Regions from separate parts of the Homo sapiens genome. Here region 2 is linked to region 1. Evidence: chromatin contacts called from ENCODE Hi-C or POLR2A ChIA-PET data. All regions are on one chromosome and are shown on one strand. Each heading gives the region's core, a stretch centred on a gene start or an enhancer-like site at or near the end of the contact. The rest is flanking DNA. Distances are from core to core; before and after follow the strand shown. Region 1 has its middle 240 kb from the start of INHBA. Region 2 overlaps GLI3 (GLI family zinc finger 3).

What was found. Hi-C counts contacts between places; a loop is a spot of excess contacts on that map. ChIA-PET counts read pairs that join two places held with the same protein, here RNA polymerase II (POLR2A).
Region 2: a loop to region 1 is called in a map of lower leg skin, with 30 times the contacts of the local background. The contact joins two enhancer-like sites. A Hi-C loop is called at or near these places in 3 of 168 maps with a recorded cell type or tissue (astrocyte of the cerebellum, lower leg skin and ovary). POLR2A ChIA-PET finds 5 or more read pairs at or near these places in 5 of 52 experiments (MCF 10A, OCI-LY7, RWPE1 and 2 more).

Annotation. Positions count from the first base shown.
Region 1 is chr7:41,939,083-41,946,389 of GRCh38, reverse strand. No RefSeq gene overlaps it. Among named protein-coding and RNA genes, the nearest start is that of INHBA, 240 kb to the right of the region's middle. Within about 2 kb of position 3,541, at least 7 of the 41 ENCODE cell types and tissues checked have a DNase peak (open chromatin) inside an H3K27ac peak, as active enhancers do; they include ovary, where a contact is called at or near this core.
Region 2 is chr7:41,990,458-41,997,402 of GRCh38, reverse strand. All of the region lies in intron 10 of GLI3 (GLI family zinc finger 3), which reads left to right. Among named protein-coding and RNA genes, the nearest start is that of GLI3, 240 kb to the left of the region's middle. Within about 2 kb of position 4,047, at least 3 of the 41 ENCODE cell types and tissues checked have a DNase peak (open chromatin) inside an H3K27ac peak, as active enhancers do; they include ovary, where a contact is called at or near this core.

The DNA.
Region 1 (7,307 bases), core at 2,292-4,791:
AGGAAAGGGTTTCACGGTTTCCCAGGTGATGCAGGAGGCCCAGAACCTGTGGTTTACAGGGGAAAGGCTTGGGCTTGCACTCCCCTCGCAAGCCCCATTATAGCTCTAAGTGGGAATTGGGTGGCTGGAGGTGACCCAATCCACCCAGAGAGTGGGGCTCCCATGAATCAACTGGAGGGATGTGCAAGGGACTTCTATTGATGGCAGAAGCATCACCAGTGCCATTTACTTCTGTTTTTCTTCATGCAGAACAATGGCAGGGAAGGATTCTCCCTTCTCTCAAAGACCTACTTGGGATGGCAGGACACAGTGTGAGGCTGCGGACAAGATCACCAGTGTCCAGCACTTTCTCATCACAGCATGTTGGGGGTCTCTGGCTGCAGAGAGCTTGACGTCATAGTTAGGACATTTTTTGGTGGCAAGGAACAGAGGCCAATTCAAGGTAGCCAGGTGAGTGATGGTGCTGTAGGGAGATCTCCTTTGGGGAGAGCAGAACTGAGAGCTTACATTGTTACTGGGAGCCCTGGGAGCAACCTCTTCACATCTTTACATTCTGATTTCTCCATCCTCTCTTCACGCATCCCACCCAGCACACTTATTCTGCCTGGCTGGTGGGAAATGGTGGCCCACAGTGCCCAGGTTCTTCGTTCAGATTTACAGTCACCTACAGAGACTGGTTCTTCCTCACTCCCACCTCCAAAGTCCTGGGGTCTAGGAATGACTCTGTCAGGGTTAGATGTGACCAGCATCCCAGCCAGAAGTGTGGGGTTGAATCGTGCAATTGAGGGTTGCAGGTAAGTCCTGTGCATAAGGTGGGGTGGCGGGTGTCAGATTGGGGGTCACTGTGAACCAGTACACACCCTGAAATCAGGCTGCAAGCTCGGAAGGAAAATGGGGTCTGCAGAAGGAGAGTGTTCTCTGGAAATGAGAGTTGGGGCTTCTTGGGCCCCCTTGTGGGTCACAGCTATGGGATTTAACCTCATGTGGGATACATTGTCAAAGAAAGGGCCCTAGCTAATATTTCTTGGTAAGTTTTCATCCTTCAATTCTCTGCAGTTTAATACCTCCAAACACATATTTCTGAGTTACAGTGTTTATTTAGAAACCTCACAGAGCCTTTGGGAGGCCGAGGCGTGTGGATCATGAGGTCAGGAGATGGAGACCCTCCTGGCCAACACAGTGAAATGCCGTCTCTACTAAAAATACAAAAAATTAGCAGGGCGTGGTGGCAGGCGCCTGTAGTCCCAGCTACTCAGGAGGCTGAGGCAGGAGAATGGCGTGAACCCAGGAGGCAGAGTTTGCAGTGAGCTGAGATCTTGCCACTGCACTCCAGCCTGAGTGACAGAGTGAGACTCCATCTCAGAAAAAAAAAAAAAAAGAAAAGAAAAAGAAAAGAAACCGCAGAGCCATCCGGGTACGGCTGCATGTATTTGCATTTACAGTGACTGATGCTGAGTTCCTGGCTATAGGAGTATTCCATTTTATGGAATACTTCTGGATACTGCACTCACAGACTCAACTGTAAACTGAACACATTTATATTATATCTCTAATCTCTATTCTCATAATAGTCTTACTAGTATTACCACCACTTTAAAAATGGAGAGAGAGAGAAAGAGAAAGTGTGTGTGTTACCTTTCTGAAATCACTCAGCTAGCAAGTGCAAGAACAGGGATCCCAACCCTCACCACTTCTCCACATTCCTTGTTTTGCGAATCAAGATGTGTGACCCTGTTTGGGGTTAGGCACAGTGGCTCAAGCCTCTAATCCCAGCACTTTGGGATGCCGAGGAGGGTGGATCACCTGAGCTCAGGAGTTTGAAACCAGCCTGGCCAACATGGTAAAACCCCATCTGTACTAAAAATACAAACATTGGCTGAGAGTGGTTGTGCACACCTGTAAATCTGAGCACTTTGAGAGGCTGAGATAGGAAGATCACATGAGGTTAGGAGTACGAGACCAGCCTAGCCAACATGGTGAAACTGCGTCTCTACTAAAAATATAAAAATTAGCCGGGCGTGGTGGTGCACCTGTAATCTCAACTACTCAGGAGGCTGAGGCAGGAGAATCGCTTGGACCCGGGAGGCAGAGGTTGCAGTGAGCTGAGATTGTGCCACTGAACTCCAGCCTGAGTGACGGAGTGAGACTATGTTTCAAAAAAAAAGATGTTATGACATTGTTTGGGTCATAATCAGTCACAGAGAAACATAGTGGCAAAATCCCAGTCTCTGAGTTCCAAGGCAGAGAATATGTGAGTTTACTCAGAGATGACAATTTAAGATTGCCTCTTCCTTAGCTCTGGGACCTCAGGCAAGTTTATGTATCTGTGCCTCAGTGTCCTCATCTGTCCAGATGACTGAATCATTGTGAGCAGGAGATGAGTTAAGTCTTGCAGTGTTTGCAGGCACCAGGGAAGTGGCACAGGTTATAATTAACAGTTCAGACATCAGGGAAGGGTTCCAAGAACATGAGTTAAACACTGACTAAGGAGGGGCCCTTTCAGAAGAGGAAGAGGTGGAGAGGAAGGTACAAGAGACAGTATGAGGTGGGAGAGTGGACCTCTGTAGATGAGGGTCAGGAAGGAGGTTGACAGGATGTACATAAGGCACTGGCAGGAGTGAAAACTCGGGGTGAAGGTGCATAGGCCCCAAACACCCCATGAAGGAGTCTGGGCTTTGCCCTGGAGGACCAGAGCTGGAGGGGACACACCAGGGGGGCCAGTGGGTGTGCTTTTTGGAGAAAATTTTAGAAGAAGAGGGAGGAGGCCAGAAGTCAACGATGCCTGGTCTAGAAGTCATAGCTTCTGTGAACGAGGAAGTCTCATAGGCAAAAGAACAGGCCTGGTCTTATGGGGTTCTGGGTCCAAAGGCCAGACCTGTTGCAAAGTGTCAGCAAGAGAAAAATTCCTGGCCCTCTCCTGCCAGCTCTAGCTCCCCCTGTCAATGAGAGAAAGGACAGGCCTATTCCAGAACACTCAGCCATCAGGCACAATCTCCAAGACTTGACTGTCCACTGCCCTCCTTCCCTCCCTCCACACTCCCCTCACCACACTTGTGGAGGGCCTGGGGATTAATGCCCAGTTTGCAGGGCATTTAATAGTGGCTTCTCAGCGGGCGGAGCTGCAAACGCGTCCAACAGCCCCTTCAGCCCATGCTGCTGCTGCCACCGCGTGGTGCAGGCGGGGAATGACTGCGCACCGTCCCTGTTCAGCGGGAGCACCGGAGCCCATCTCCACCTCCGTTCTCTGCGCTGAAGAGGAAAGAACCACGCGGATTCAGCACGGGGAATGTTTCTTGTTTAGGAACTGTAATATAGGGATTGGACACTAGCTAAAAAAGAGCATCTTTGGAGATGGGGGTATTAAACAGTTCAAATATGCTTGGGATTCATCAATATGAGACTTGGAGAAACATCTCTGTGGCCACTGCTGTGGCTTTCTTGGATCTGAACCAGACACTGCCTTTGTTTTTTACTACATATAAGCCAGAGGGAGTCCTGGGCTGCCTGAGCTGGGGAGGCGGGTGCGGTGACAGCAGCGCCCCTGCAGACTGAGCCTGCGAGTCCCACGCGTGAAGCCCACGCGTGAAGCCCGCAGGGTGCGCCGGGTTGTGCGGGGCATGGCAGCTCCCAGCCCCTCCACACATCGGGTCGGCCACTTCCCTGCGGGGACAGAATCTAGCATTTTTTCAACTGTCCTAGTCTATGTATAATTCCGTTTGTCTTTTGAAAGCAGTTGTTTATTTTGAAAGGCACAAGCGGAATGCCTTACATCAGCGCCCCTTGACCCGGAGGTAGGAGGAGCGTGAGAGGAGCCACAGGGTGGACTTTAAACCACACCGATGTGCTTGAGTCACGGGTCCTCGGGTAGCAAGTGGCTCTGCACAAGTTGTTGAACTTTTGAATTTTTTTTTTTTGACAGAGTCTCACTTATGTCCCCCAGGCTGGTGTGCAATGGCACGATCTCCGCTCGCTGCAACCTCCGTCTCCCCGGCTCAAGCAATTCTCCTGCCTCAGCCTCCAGAGTAGCTGGGATTACAGGCGCCCCCCACCAAGCCCAGCTACTTTTTTGTAGTTTTAGTAGAGATGGGGTTTCACCATGTTGGCCAGGCTGGTCTCAAACTTCTGACCTCAAGTGATTCGCCTGCTTCAGGCTCCCAAAGTGCTAGGATTACCGGCGTGAGCCACCACGCCCGGCCAGTTGTTGAACTTTCTATGAGCCTCTGTTTCCTCATCTGTGGAATGTGTCCTAGTCTATGTAGTAGATTAGTCTCTCTTGTAGAGGAGTCTAAATCATCAAGGGCGGTGTGTTTGCCTTTCATTTTACCCCACTCCAGACCACTCAGCAGGGCCCCCTTCTCGTTACTCCCTTTAACTATTGCAGCGAGTTAGGCAGTGACCCTTATATTCATGTCCGGGCAATCACTTCAAACATGGATATAGATGAACTCTGTGCCAAAAGAAGCATGTAACTGATTGCCCCCCAAAAGGAGAGGGCCAGGGCTGGTCATAGCGATGACCATGTGCCCAGAGGTCTTAGCGTGTGCCCCAGAGGAGGCTCCAAAATGAGGAAATGAGGGATCTGAAGGGCGGAAGGGAAGAGAGGTTCAGGCAGGTGTCCAAGGCTATCTGCCTGGTCAGTGACAGAGCCTGGACTGTGTGAAGGCAGATCCCATGCGTCTACCACTCACTGGCTGCCTCCAGCGGAAAGCAGAGTGGGCCCTGGGGTCACACACTCAGCTGGGAGGGAGTCCTCTTCCACGGAGTCAGTGGGTGACAGGGAATAGCCAGAGGCAGGGAAAGGAGAAGAGAGTGAGCAGAACAAGGTCATGGCAAAGTCTGGGTGAGAGGGAGGCTCCCAGGTGCAGGGCATTGAGAAGGGAACCCACAAGGGGAGGGGCCGAGGGTGGGGAGCCGCGGCTGGGGCACACTGAGGGTGAGGAGAGCATCCCATCCATGTGAAAATACCCAGGAGCTTGGGGATTTTGAGCTCCTATGAGTGGGCGTCTCATACCCAGAGTTCATTGCTGATGCCTTGACTGATTTCTTAAAACAGAAAAGATTTACTTGTAGGTGAAAGGAAGGAGAAAGACAGAAAAGAAATGTAATAGAGTGTCCCAGACAGGACTCAGTGCCATCAGGGATAGGGGTCAGGCACCTCTTGCCCAGAGATGCTTAAGGAGCTATGGTTCTTTGATGCTCTACCATTCTAGGAGTAGTTCAGGCAGCAAGAGAAACATCTTCCTGCCGCTAAGAATTGCTCAGACTTCAGCTGTTGTGGGCACTTACATTACTTAAGTTCAGTTTTTGTCACTCAAGGAAAGTCTTGTTGACAGAGGTGACAGAGGCTCAGAGTTAGGACCCATGTAGCAGAGATCAGCTTTACTGGGAAAAACTGCTTTGAGGCTCTGTAGGGAGCGGAATGAGAAACGGCAGTCACACACTGCCCCCTGGTGTTCAAGAGCATTTACTGTACCTTGGCTGCTTCCAAAGAGACAGGCGGAGCTCAGGCTTAGTCACCTTACAAATGTCCTTCCTAGGTGTTTTGGGTCTTACACATGTTCTTTTCACCTGTCAGTAACGAGGACCAGCTTTAGTGTTTACCAATCTATTTGCGCACTTTTTGGCCATACAACCCCGTGCAGGAAAAATAATCACAGGGAAAGAGAAGTGGGCTCTCCTCCCTGCACCCTTCCCTGCTCCCACAGCAGCCCACCTGGGAGCTGGCATATGTGATGGTTGAAAAGCATACTGCTTTTTACGTGTCATTCCTCAATAAAGTGATTTTCAAAAACACACAAAAAAAGCGTGGACTTTGCAGACAGATCATATTCAAATCCTGGTGCCCTGTGACCCAGAGGGTGGATAAGTCACTTAATCTGTCTGCGTCCCAGAGCGCCATGTGCTAGGAAGTGAGAATTAAAATACAAATGGGTCTGATCTCCAGCAGCTCAGAGGTGGCTGGAGGACTTACAGAGAGGAGGAGGTTTTCAATACAGCACCAGAAAAGCTTCAGAAGAGGTCAGTACTGGGAGCAGTGTATCTGAGAACCAGAGATTGAAATGGCTGTTTCATGAGGGCGATTGTGAACATTAAATGAGAGAACATGGATAAGGTTTTTAGTGCAATTCTGGCACACAAGGAACCACAAATTATAGTTATTAGAGTTCCAAAGGGGCCTCAGTGATTAAGAGCAGTAGGTCTGGGGACAGGATGGAGGTGTTGCTCCGTGTTCTGTGGCAGGGATTGACTAGACCTGGGCAGCCCAATGGAGATATAATGCAAGTCACAAATTAAAGCCACAAATGTAATTTTAAATTTTCTGGTAGCCTTACTTTAAAAAGTTTTTAAAAAGTGAAATCAAGTTTATACTTTATTTAAACCTATAAATCCAACATATTGTCATCTCAGTATGTAACATCAACAATTATTAATGACGCCTTTGACATTTTTTGATTTTGCCAAATCTTCACAATTCCATGTCTGTGCTACATTTGCAGCACATCTCACTTTGGACTAGCCACGTTTCAAATGCTCAATAGTTCCTGTGGCTCATCTGTATTGAACAGGGCAGCTGTAAAGGGCCACCTTGGCAAGGAAGAGGGACAAGACAGACTAGGCACATCCACCCTGCAGTTGAGCTGGAGAGCTTCATTCTGCTGTGTCTGCCTGTTTGGTCTAGGAGACATTAAATCTGTGCTTGTCAAAGAGTGGCTAAGAGATCACCTGCTTCAGAATCTTCGGGGCTGCCTCTTGTTTTTTTTTTTTGTTTTTTTTTTTTGACATGGAGTCTTGCTCTGTCGCCCAGGCTGGAGTGCAGTGGCGCCATCTCCGCTCACTGCAAGCTCCACCTCCCTGGTTCACGCCATTCTCCTGCCTCAGCCTCCAGAGTAGCTGGGACTACAGGTGCCCGCCACCACGCCTGGCTAATTTTTTGTATTTTTAGTAGAGACGGGGTTTCACCGTGTTAGCCAGGATAGTCTCCATCTCCTGACCTCGTTATCCACCCGCCTTGGCCTCCCAAAGTGCTGGGATTACAGGCATGAGCTTCCCCGCCCGGCCCTGGTCTGCTTCTTAAATGAAAAATCAGATTCCTTGTCCCTTTCTTACTGAAATCTCTGGAGGCCAGAATCTGCATTTGAAATAGGCTTTTTAACTGATTTTAAAGTCCAACATCCCATCCCCTTTCAAGTGTAGACAATGCATTACTTGGCACACAAGAAGGCATGCCCAATAGATGCTTCTCCTTTTGGATTAAAAGTCTGGAACCAAGGATTGGGGGTTAATAATTATGGAGGTGGTCATAACTA
Region 2 (6,945 bases), core at 2,798-5,297, 51 kb before region 1:
CCTAGGTCCCAGCCATGCCTAGTGTAAAAATGTCAGCCTGCAAAGTTGGTAAAGTCCAGCCACCACATAGTGACTTTTAAGGGTGTTGTAAAATTCTTTCCATAAATAATGTTAAAGAAGAAAAAAAAAAGCTGGACTTCTCAAAATGTCAGGTTTCTTTATCAGCCTTCCAACCAATCACTCAGGGATGCCTTTCCTTCCTGGGAGATGGTACCATAGGCTTACATTATATCATGTATGGAAACATCTGGGGGAAAAACTCAACTCCCATTAAAAAATATATTTTATATAGCCCTGAAAGGAAAACAGTGAACGCCCACACCACTCACAGCTGAGATTACGGGAGTGTCTCTCCCAGCAGCTTTCCCATATGAAGAAATAAAAATCCCAATTCTTCTGCCCATTGTTTTATGGCCACATGGGCTTGCACAGGAAATCAAGGAGGAATTGTAAAACACTGCATTCACAGAGCTTAGTTTCACTTTACCACACTTGCCACATACAGATGCATCAAATCAAATCAGAACAAGATGTGATCTTACTGAGAAAGAATCCTTATAATATCACGTTACCTCCCCCTGAAAATTCCCCCAAGCATGCATAAAATCCAGAAGACCTTAAGTAGAATATTGAAGAGAGCCTTTAAGGCTGAAAAGCAAGCTGCATTTACCTTCCTTGTATCATATTATATATACATATTACAATTATGTCAGCGATTAAAAGCATTGTCATGCTGCATTATGAACTGTTTTTACGTTTAGGATTAGATAATTCTTTCCCCATACCCCCTCAGATTCCTTTTATGTCCTAAGGGCAAATCCTTTCTCTTGGGTCAGGAATGTAATAAGGTAGGTTTTCCTCTCTCTGGGATATTGTGTCTGTCTCACTGTGTTTAAATTGATTCAGAAAGCTCTTCAGAGCAAAATACAGTATTTTCTTTGTATATGAGCCAGCGGTTGACTAACCCTTGGGGAATTCTCTGTGTTGAGCATTTGAAAGGTACAGGTTGGGTATGTTTGAACTGCTGATGCTCAGTGAAGACCACTGGGAAAGTGGATTGGCCGTGGCTCTGAGAGAGGCCTTTTCTCTAATGTGGACTCGAGGAAAAAAAAAATAATTGTTCCAACAAATAATTTTTAATGGTACAATAATTTAGGAAAATTAGCCAGTTCATTTTAATAAGAATGGATCAAGACCAAAATAAAGAGGGAATTATAGTTTATACAAATGTATGAACATACAGTTTAAAGGCATTTAGCCACCAAAAATAAATTTTCTAAAAACAGCAGTTTTCTCTCCATCCACTGTATGAAGTGTTAACACATCCCTCCTGAGAGTTGAACCACAGGCCCTGGGATCAAAACAGAGCAAATTTACCATTTACACTGAAGGGGACTTTCACTTAGATTTGGTATCTCCTTCCAGACCACCAGTTAGCAGAGGTCAGACCCATTGCCAACCAAGGATAACTAATTTAACCCTTGTAATGTTGGTTACTGGTTTTGACAGTGCCCCAGAGTCTAGGATCTTGGAATATGTATCAAGTATAGTCAGAGTATCAGGAGTACACTGTGTGTGTTTGTGTCTGCATGTCTGCATGGATGCTTTCGGTTTTCTCCCTCCCTCCCTTCTTGCCTTTCTTCTTTCTTTTCTTCATCTCATTTATTTTAATGGGTACACAGCACCCCTTCTCTTCTGTGCATTTTCTGTAGCATTTAATTAAAAGGCATTTGGGAAATGTTCTCTTCTGTCGAGGCCTTTGACTCTCTCACAAATGAGCAAACTTTTAGACCTTGAAATTGCCACTTTTTTCCTCAGCTACATCTACATAGTGGGTAGAAAGTTTAGCCCTGAATTTTGTTCTTATCTATGCCACAAACTCATGGTGCACTATTAGGTAAGCTTCTGAACCCCTCTGAACATCAGGAAAACCCTCCTGTGGGAGATGAGGTGTGAGGAGGAGGCAGCCAAGTAGAAAGACATCGGACAAGCAGGCCAGGCAGAAGAGTTGGCATGAGCCAAAGCCCAGTGTGTGCAGCCTACACACCAGGTTCCTGCAAACAGATGAGAGAAGATAAACCAGGAAGGAGCATAACGCAAGCAGCCATGTTCCCACATCTATGACGGATGGATTCACATCCATCATGGGTGGCAAGGACCTTAATACCTATAGCCTGGGACCAGGGGACACATCTTGACTTTTTGCTAAACAAACTATGCTCCTGATACTTGTACTGCAGTTGTGTTACCTGACAAATGAAATATACAGACATCATTTTGCATGTACTTTAGATAAAATAACTAACAGGACACTTTTACTTTAAAAATCCAGGTGGCAAAATTTGGCCGAACATTGAGTTTCAGTTAGTTTCAGTCTGGTTTATTTTGCAAGCGCATTCATTATTTATTCCCCAGAGAGTGCTGAAATTCATAAACTTTTAACCAGTTGCTCTGGTATAACCACACTAAATTAATATTCTGTTCACATGCAATGTGGAGATCATTATGAAAGCCACGTATATGTCACAGGCATGTGCCTGAAGTGTCAAATGAAAGATTTTAAAGACTTGAATGATTATGCAATATACACCGGCCAAATACTCCCAAGAAAATCTGCTTATAAAAATAAGTTTTATGGAATAAAAGTACCAAATTAAAAACATATTTTGAGGAATAAATTAGCACTTCTTGAGGAATGAAATTCTTACTTTGGTGGGGAGGTAAAAGACAAAGCAAGAAAACAAAATTGCAGAAATGGCTCAAATTCAAGAAAAGTCACCCTCCCCCAGGAGTGATTTCACCATGTGAAGAATGGTGCTTAGCACAAGGCAGGCTTTCTTCCCAGTTCCCCTTTGGAAGGACCACAGAATTTTGCACACACACACACCCTTATTTATTTATTTTAAATTGCCAAGTTTAAACCTGTGTTTCTAGGTAAAGTGCCTTCTTTATTGCTCCAATGAAAATTCTGTAGGACCAACCTTACTTCCCTTTTTTGACTCTTCAAACATGTTAGTCATGATAGGGGGCAAGATTTCTATTCCGTGAATGAGATTTCCACAAGCAGATTAAGGAGGAAATATGCCCTTTAGTTTTCTATTCGTTGACAGCATTGCATTGGGAAGAAATCTCTGTGCAAACTGTCCACAAGAACAATAGCTAGGGGCCCAAATTCCAGTGAGATAGAGTGCAGCTTAATCTTGTCAAGGATAACTTGGTCTTTGTTTTTCCTCCTTCATCTGATGCTTTAATGAATTATTTCAAGAGAAACCTACGATAAAGCATCAGATTATTTTTTTCTACAGCCAGTGGGACATAACATTGAAAGTTAGGGTTACCATTTAAATGCCAGAACCCTTACCCCACAGTTATGTCAACATTGTCATGGTGGGCAAAAATAAATTTTAAAATTCTTTTCATTTATAACAAATAGGAGCCAACTAAGATAACTCTGAATTATGTCATGACTAACTCAGAACCCCAGTCTAAAATTATAGTCTGAAAGGAGGCCCTCCTTGGTGGACCCTACAGGCATCTGTGATGCTGAGGTTTATCAGATTGTGGGGAATAGAGCAATCACAGGAAATTGCTTCCGTTTCCTGTGGCTTCTGATTCTCAAAGCACAAATCTAAGGCAGGCAGCCGGTTGGGAGTATATTGAGGCCTGGGACCACATTGGCTCCAAAGCTTGTTGTTTTCAATAACACATTTCTAATAACACATTCCTCCAGCAAGTATTTACTGAGTTCCTACTATAGGCTGGGCATTGTTCCAGGCACTTGGAACATATCATTGAACAAAACTGATAAAAATCCCTGGCTGTGTGGAATTCACATTCTGGTGGGCGGAGCAGACAATAAATATTAAACAATGTCAGTCAGTAAATTATAGTGTGTTGGAAGTGATAAGGGCCACGGGAAAAAAGGGAGAGCAGCAGGGTAGGGCTTGGAGAGTTCAAGGATGGGGAGGTTGGACAGTAAGTGGGGTCATCAGGACCAGGATCGAGCGGGGCGATGAGTCTCTGTAAGGAGGTGGCATTTGAAGAAGGACTGCCAGAGGTCAAGTTATCCTCGCTCAGTGACCCCATCCTAGACGTGACCACACGTCTCCAGCTGTGGATCTCTATGTTGCCAGCCTCTGGAGGGCATTTTCCTCTAAAACCCTGGCTCTGCTCTGTCTCCCTTGTTTCAGGGGTGGTCAGGTGTGCCTCCAGGTCAGTGTGGTCCTCGGGTTTCCTCTCACTCCACCTTTTTTCTTGCCGGACACTTTGTCACACATCCAGCTGACTTCTGGTGACCACTCATCTGTATTCTGGGATGAGGTCACAGTCTCACTTTTCCAGCAGGCCTCCTTGATAAAAGGCTGTTGCACAGAACTGAATTTTGCAGGCAGCATGGGAGAAACAAAAGGTTCAAAACAACAAACTGCTTAAAACTCGAGTGCTATATTGATTTCTATTTGCAACTCCTTAGCCCCTTCCAGCACAGTAATTTCAAATGAACCAGTTTTCCTGCTTAAGCCCACACTCCAACATATTGCTAGACATTTTCTGTCTTTCCTGTCTGATCCCCCCAAACTTACTGGGGCTGGCAAGCTACCACTGGCAAAGAACTTAATACTTCCTTGCCTTAATCGCTTCTTTTGGGGTCCTCCAAAGACACCCCACATGATGACATGCTCTGTCCCCTGCCATTTACTGTGTCCTTTGTTCTCTCCTTTACTTTCTTTTTTTGTTTCCCTATCTCTTAAAATACCGGTCTCGTCATTGTTTTCAATTTCTTCCTTTTTCATCCTCTGTACAGTCTCCATTGGTCAGGGGTTTTCAAATTGGGCTTTGTGAAATCTTTAAAATACTGTGTAGGTGTTTTTTAGTTTACCAAAGATAACATGGGGTAGGGAAGGGGCCCACATTCCTGCATCAGCTGCAGTCTTTCTTAGATTCTCAAATCTTTATGTCCAGGATTGTCTTCTCTGTGGGATCTCTCTACCAGAGATGTCCTGGAGGCATCTCCACTATGATATGTTCCACACAGAAGGGTAATCGTCACCAAATCTCCTGGCCCTCCAATACTGTTATTGTCTCAGATCTTTCAAGCTGGAGACTTCGGTATCACCTGTTACTCCTCTCTCTAATTCATCACCCACAAATTATTCCATAATGTCTTTCACATCTAGCCCCTTACTATTCATCCTCCTGGCTACTGCTGTAGTTCAAGGTCACAGCTTTCTTGGATGATTATAGCAACTCCTAGATGGATTCATTGCCCAGTCTTTGCTTAGTGCCTCTATGATGCTGCCAGAGTTACCTTTTATAAGAACAAATCTGATCATTGCCCTGCTTAAAACCTGCTCTTGGTTGCCTGGGATCTGGTTGCCTTAGGGCACTCAACTCCCCTTATAATTTTTCCCCAGGCTGCCTCTGCAGCACTCATCCTACAGCCACTCACCAGCATGTGCACACATACACATGCATACACACACATATGCACAGACACGCACACACATTCCCCAATCCTATACTTGGCACCATTTTCCAACACATTGTGTTTTTCTTAACACTGGGCCTCTGTATCTCTCTTCCCTTCTTCCTCAATTCACTTTTTCCTGTGTCAGCCTCCCTTTCTTCCTTCTGAATTCAGCTCAGTTACCCTGTTTATGAAACCTTCCCTTCTTCACTATTTTATTAGTGCCTATCCCATTGTTTCCCATTCACCTTATTTAGACTCAGGCACAATGCCTATGTCTCATATATGTTTTGCCCATGGCACACAAATGAATGAATCCCTATAGCCTACTGTCTGGGCTTATGCTCTTTCTCTAAACTCTATGCCTTCTACTAATAAGCTAAAGAAAATTACAATCTAGGTATAGAACATGTAGTGGATACTCATATTGCGTGTATGGAGATTTTGCTTTTATATACTTAGATGTACTGTTAATAGGGGGTCAAGATGTTTAGGAGGGTACTGCACACCAGGGTGGCTTGTGAATAAAAGTTGATTGAAAAATGATAGAGTTGATACTTCTACAGGTTGAAAAGCATGCCGAAGCGGAGGGGCTTGCTTTCCACCTTGGTTTGGTAGGACAAACCTGGAAAAGCCCTGGGCAATGGGCCTGCTAGTTTTCTATGATGTGGGGAGCATGAGTGAAGCAAAAGAATCATGCATTCTTCTGAGTAGCTTACTTTTAATTGCCAAGCAAATGTGTCCGTGCATTGAAGGCTAATTTTTAGACAGTATTCGTTTCTGCATTCCCGCAGCCAACCTTGGATAAGATCCAATGGACATGTCTTATTCTGTCTTGCCTTTTCAGTGTTGAGCACAGTAACTGTCATATCATAAATAAGCTTTGAGTGAATAGTGAATGAATGCGTCAGCTCAGCAGGGACTGTGGGCAGATTTCCAAAGGGATAATTTTGCCTACTTGCCTGCCTCCTTCCTTTCTTCCAGTAGTTCTTGAGACGTGCCTGTGCTTCTGTGATCAGCAATCACCATCCATCTCTACACACACACACACACACACACACACACACACACACTTGCCTTAATCTATTTTTAATTGCCAATGGAAAGTTCTCCCAGCACTTACCGTGTAAGACCCTCCCTTAGCAATGTGACGAGCAGTAGGCCTTCAGGGAGAGCCATGACCGTGGATGTAGTTTGGACTGTGGCTGGTACCAAAAACACTTCTCTACCTCCCATCTTCAAAAGATTTCATTAAAACGAATTGTCAACTTTTCTCCCAATATTAAAAATACTCTCTCCAAATCTACTTGAAATTCAAATACATTTTATTGTAACTATGATTATTTTAACCTATATTTTAGTGATCAAAATTATATCAGAATTTCTAAACTTGAAGGCCAGTTCAAGAGCTGATTGTTCTAATGTTCAGAATCAGACTTCAGTGATGTGGAGGGAGTATGGTTGCTTTCGTAGGGCATTGA